2 separate regions of the Homo sapiens genome follow, and region 1 is linked to region 2. A link is a contact called in ENCODE Hi-C or POLR2A ChIA-PET data. All regions are on one chromosome and are shown on one strand. Each heading gives the region's core, a stretch centred on a gene start or an enhancer-like site at or near the end of the contact. The rest is flanking DNA. Distances are from core to core; before and after follow the strand shown.

Evidence for each region. A loop is a pair of places that touch in the nucleus more often than their neighbours do. ChIA-PET counts read pairs that join two places held with the same protein, here RNA polymerase II (POLR2A). Pooled maps may share reads with other maps.
Region 1: a pooled map shows a loop between it and region 2 (2.1-fold over the local background). The contact joins two enhancer-like sites. A Hi-C loop is called at or near these places in 7 of 168 maps with a recorded cell type or tissue (adrenal gland, aorta, cardiac septum and 4 more), 1 of 37 single-sample maps with no recorded cell type and 4 of 50 pooled maps. POLR2A ChIA-PET finds 5 or more read pairs at or near these places in 1 of 52 experiments (Caco-2).

What each region holds. Positions count from the first base shown.
Region 1 is chr14:95,122,682-95,125,381 of GRCh38, reverse strand. It overlaps DICER1 (dicer 1, ribonuclease III), which reads left to right. Exons shown (of 27, transcript NM_177438.3): 8 at 714-1,186. Among named protein-coding and RNA genes, the nearest start is that of MIR3173, 14 kb to the left of the region's middle. Within about 2 kb of position 1,286, at least 4 of the 41 ENCODE cell types and tissues checked have a DNase peak (open chromatin) inside an H3K27ac peak, as active enhancers do.
Region 2 is chr14:95,436,580-95,439,279 of GRCh38, reverse strand. It overlaps SYNE3 (spectrin repeat containing nuclear envelope family member 3), which reads left to right. Exons shown (of 18, transcript NM_152592.6): 14 at 118-247; 15 at 2,299-2,460. Among named protein-coding and RNA genes, the nearest start is that of SYNE3-AS1, 78 kb to the left of the region's middle. RefSeq lists an enhancer at 1-723. Within about 2 kb of position 1,382, at least 2 of the 41 ENCODE cell types and tissues checked have a DNase peak (open chromatin) inside an H3K27ac peak, as active enhancers do.

The DNA of each region.
Region 1 (2,700 bases), core at 37-2,536, 310 kb after region 2:
TGTTGAGGAGCCCTGACCTTGTGGTGGTGTTTTCATTGAAATCGGATAACAGGGGCTTTTGGAGAACTGTGACAGAGTGTGTGGAGGCTGCCCCAGTGCAGCTGTCCTAGCTCCTTTTCCACTTCCAACCAATAAAGGCCTTTCCTACTGTTTAGAAAGAAAGAAAGAAAAAAGAAATGATGATAGAGACAGCTGTGCAGTGTTTTTACAACAGTCTCACCGTGGCATCCAGAGGTGCTGACTGTAGATCGACCAAAATTCATCCACAGTTTCTAGTCAGTATAGTGGAAAACATATAATGCTGGAGAATATTGTACATAAAGTTCAAGGAAAACTGTATTGCTCTTCCTTGATGCCTAAAGTTAAATTACTGTGCTACATAAATTTTATGTAATTTGGCAGGAAGTAAATGACTCAGGTATAGTTTTAACTAATTACAGATCTAAAAATAAGCTTCATTAACCTCATACAATTGCATCTTTTAATTTCTGTTTGATTATTTTATTGAAAAAAGGAGATGGTTCTAGGCATATACATACGAAATGAGCTTGAAAAGGCTAATGGCCTCTCCCCCCACCTTCAGGGACTTAACCTAAGGCTGGGTTACATTTAAGGAGCCATTTGAGAACAACTGAAATCCCAGTTAAACCCCACATGAAAATGCTACATTATTATTATTTGGCATTAGGTTTTTTCTTTTCTTTTTTTTGTAGATACTATCAGACTGTCGTGCCGTATTGGTAGTTCTGGGACCCTGGTGTGCAGATAAAGTAGCTGGAATGATGGTAAGAGAACTACAGAAATACATCAAACATGAGCAAGAGGAGCTGCACAGGAAATTTTTATTGTTTACAGACACTTTCCTAAGGAAAATACATGCACTATGTGAAGAGCACTTCTCACCTGCCTCACTTGACCTGAAATTTGTAACTCCTAAAGTAATCAAACTGCTCGAAATCTTACGCAAATATAAACCATATGAGCGACAGCAGTTTGAAAGCGTTGAGTGGTATAATAATAGAAATCAGGATAATTATGTGTCATGGAGTGATTCTGAGGATGATGATGAGGATGAAGAAATTGAAGAAAAAGAGAAGCCAGAGACAAATTTTCCTTCTCCTTTTACCAACATTTTGTGCGGAATTATTTTTGTGGAAAGAAGATACACAGCAGTTGTCTTAAACAGGTAAATCTGTAAGTTGACTCCTTTCACATGAGAACAGGGAGGCGTCCTGTGTTGTGATGTGATGCGCTGCAGCAGCTGTAAGAGCTAGCATGAGGGTTATGTAAGTGTCCTTGACTTGGCGCCATCATTGCTGATACGTCATGCTGTCCTGGGATTGACAGAGAGGATGTTTTCCAGAAGGCTGCTTTTCATATGGCTGATATTTTTTTCTTAAAGGATGCTAATCTATTCTAATCTACCTAAAATGGAGGACAAGTATGGTTTTTAAAAAAATCAGTATACATTTAAGTAAAGCATTGTTTTATATTCAATTTTAGATTCAATTCAGATATTTATTAATCCTTAACTATGTGTTAGACATTGTGTTAAGCATTTCACACCAAGTGTTCCCCTCAGGTAGTCTTAGGAGAAATTTTATCTGGGTATTGTGACTAATTTTTTAATGTTGATTTTTTTCTCTTAAAAATATGGATTCAACTTTTCAAGGCTAGGTTGGGCATGATGGGTTGTGCCTGTAATTCCAGCACTTTGGGAGCCAGAGGCAGGTAGATTGTTTGAGTTCACAAGGGGCAACACAACGAAACCCTGTCTCTAGAAAAAATACAAAAATTAGCCGGTGGTGGTGTATGCCTGTAGTCCCAGCTACTTGGGAGGCTGTGGTGGGAAGATGAGTTGAGCCTGGGAGGCAGAGGTTGCAGTGAGCTGAGATGGCACCACTGCACTCCAGCCTGGGCAGTAGAGCCAGACTTTGTCTCCAAAAATAAAGTTTTCAAGGCCACAGTGCAAAAAGTTTAGAACAATTGAATTTATTTTGGGTTGGTTCATAGACTGCATATTAAAATTTTGTGAATCAGAAGAGAATAAGAATGTTGGGGAAAGTTCTAAGACTATTAGCAAAGGTGATATTGAATCCAAATTTTAGGCCGTGGATTCCTACTCTTTCTCCCTTCAATGAAAGATTTTTTTTCTAATTTAGAACCAGCCAGGGAGCTATACTTCAGATTTCTGTCAGATGGTCACTTAATGTATGGTCCTTTTGGTTTGTAGATAGATACTCTTATTTTTTTCTGCCAAAAAAGGTCCTTATTTTGTACTTAAATCAATTTACTTTTCTATGAGATCCATTAATTGGCCACAGTTGATCCCTAACTTTTCTGCAAGTAGTGATCTCTTAGGAAAAACTAAGCTTTGCTTCCTAAGGTAATTTGGGATTTTTTTTTTTCTTTTTCTTTCTTTGTGTGTGTGTGCGCGCGCGCGCGCGTACACGCACGCGCACACGCGCTTAACTGCTTCTGAATGTTTAGGGGTTTTAAAAACTTTTTTGAGTAACGAGAAATTGGACTCGAGGGTCATCATCTGGCAGTTTTTAGTCTGGTAATTTTCATAGTCATTGAGCCTGATCCTTCTGATGAATACAAAGGAAAATAACTTTAGGGACCAAATTACATTTAAATTAGAAGTTGAAGATTGGAAGGGGACCTCACTGACTATCTAATCCAACCCACTTATTTTTG
Region 2 (2,700 bases), core at 133-2,632:
ACTTCAGTGGGGGGCACTGACTCGTGACCCGTGGTTCCCCAATTCTATTACTTTTCCCATGTCCTGGTGGGTCCCCACCACATCTCTGCATTGACTGGGCTGAGTTTGTCTTCTCAGCCTCATCAGAAACTGGCATCTGCAGAGGATGGAAGTGGATTCGGGGAAGAAAATGGTTTTCACCAACAACATCCCAAAGTCAGGATTTCTCATCAATCCCATGGATCCTATTCCCAGGCATCGTCGACGCGTGAGTCTGTCTAGCAGGGCTGTGGGAGAAGGGGCCAGGCCCCAGGTCAAGAGGTGGGTAGGGGTCTCCAGCACAGGCCCCTCCCTGTCTGGGGCAACATGCTCTGCTCTGAGGACTTGGCCACGTCCTGTCTCATTTGAGCCTGCCCCAGCTGTGGCCAAAGAGCATTTGATCCTACTCCACAGAGGACCTCAGAGATCCCAGAGTCTGCAGAGCCAGGCCACCAGGGCAGTAGGGGTATCCCTTAGCCAGTCAGATACTCACCTCTGTGAGCCACTAGCAGCAGCTCCTGCAGGGAAGAGAGTGTCGGGGCTGAAAGCTTCCTGCTGGCCCCAGATTGGAAACCGAAACCATACAAGATGGGAAAACTTTTCTGCCATGTTTCATCCATCCCTTACTGCCTCTAAACAAACTTGAGCTTTGTGGAAAAGAAAGTTATTCCTTGTTATTCAAATACATCAAATTATTCATTTTCCCATTCATTCTTTCATCCACTCCTCCATTTGCTGAGTGCTACTTTGTTCCAAGAACTGTGCTCAGAGCTAGGATACAGCCGTGAGTAACGCTTCTGACCCTCAGAGAATTTGGAATCCGGCATAGAGCTTTTCAGTGGGCACACAGCCTTGTATTAAAATGCAGGTTCTGGGCTGGGTATGGTGAGCTACACCTACAATCTCAGAACTTTGGGAGGCTGGGAGGCCAAGGCAGGAGGATTGCTTGAGGTCAGGAGTTTGAGACAAGCCTGGGCAAGATAGCAAGACCCCATTTCTATAAAAAATATTTAAAAATTAACTGGACATGGTGGTGTGCTCCTGTAGTTCCAGCTACTCAGGGGCCTGAGGTGGGAGGATCACTTGAGCCCAGGAGTTTGAGGCTGCAGGGAGCTGTGATTGTGCCACTGCACTCCAGCCTGGTGACAAAGCAAGACCCCATTTCAATCAATCAATCAATCAACAAAAAATAATGAAATAAGATAAAATGCAGACTCTGAGTTAGTAGATCTGGCTAGGGCCCACAATTCGATTCTGCATTTCTAACAAGCTCTCGGGATAGGCCCATGCTGCTGGGCCCGGGAGATACTCACCTCTGTGAGCCACTAGCAGTAGCACCTGCAAGGGAGAGAGCATCGGGGCCGAACACTTCCTGCTGGCCCCAGAATGGAAACTAAAATCATACAAGATGGGTCTATTTTTGTGCCATGACTATATTTTATAAAAGAAAAAAAAAAGAACTAACTACATTGTTTTACCCATCACTTTCCCTTACTGCCTTTAAACAAACTGAGCTTTGTTGAAAAGAAAGAAGCAAGGGAGTGGCATCCACAGGCTGTTAAATAAGGATTTACAAAAAACAAAAAACAAACAAACAAAAAAAACATGGTGCACCTTGGCAGACAGGCCAGAGGCTATGGGAGCCTGCAGCAGTTCCTAGGTCCAGGACCGGGAAGCCTCTCCTGGAAGATAAGACATCTCAGCTGAATTTTCACGGCTGAGTGGCAGTGAGGAGAGGAGGGAGAGAGGTGTGTTCCCCACAGAGGAGACAGTATGTGTGAAGAGCAGAGGGAGAAATTCGAGTGCCAGTTTGAGGGGCCAAGACACATCTGCAGGCCCAGGCTCAGAGGACAGGGAAGACAGCATGCGCAGTGGAACCAAGACTCCCGGGTCACACTGGGGAGTAGTGAGAGGCACCAATGTGGATAACCAAGAAGTTAGCTGAATGGGCTTGCATCATAGACAGAGCACTCCGGTCATGGAGCCCCGAGGGGGCAAGCATGGTGGAAGGGTGACTATTTGTATAGCCATCCTGGTAAGAGATGGTGGTGGCTTCCGTCACCTCTCAGGGGACCAGAAAGGGGACAGTGAGGAATGTTCTTGGCCCTTAAATGTGACCATGTTGAGTAGAGATTCATTGTTCATCCCCCAGGCCTCTCCCGTCGCCATTTTGGGCATCTTGTCCTGGTCCCTGCCCCTCTGCCTCAGGTGGAATTCCCAGGACACATGGCCAGGGGGGCTCTTTCACCTCTGACGCTTTGGCCGTGTGTGATCCTACAGGCAAATCTTCTACAGGAAGAAGAAGGGAGCCATGAAGATTTCTCCCAGCTCCTGAGGAACTTTGGGCAGTGGTTGCAGGTGGAAAACTCCAAGCTGGTTAGAATCATCGCAATGAGAACTTCTACAGCTGAGGACTTGAGGACCAGAAAATCGAAGCTGCAGGTCTGTTCCCCAGGAAAGGTCCCTCATCCATAAGGTTTGCACCCACAGAGGCATTTGCCACCAGGGAGTTCTTCAAAAGAAGGAACACACCCACAGTTTGTGAGCTGTTCTCCCTTGTGTATAGATAATCGCTTTTAAACTTTTTTGGTTCAAAGATTTTAGAACTTTTTCTGGCATTCATTCGTGTGTTCAGCATGCTTATGTAGTTCCCTACTTGGAAAATATCACCACTAATCACTT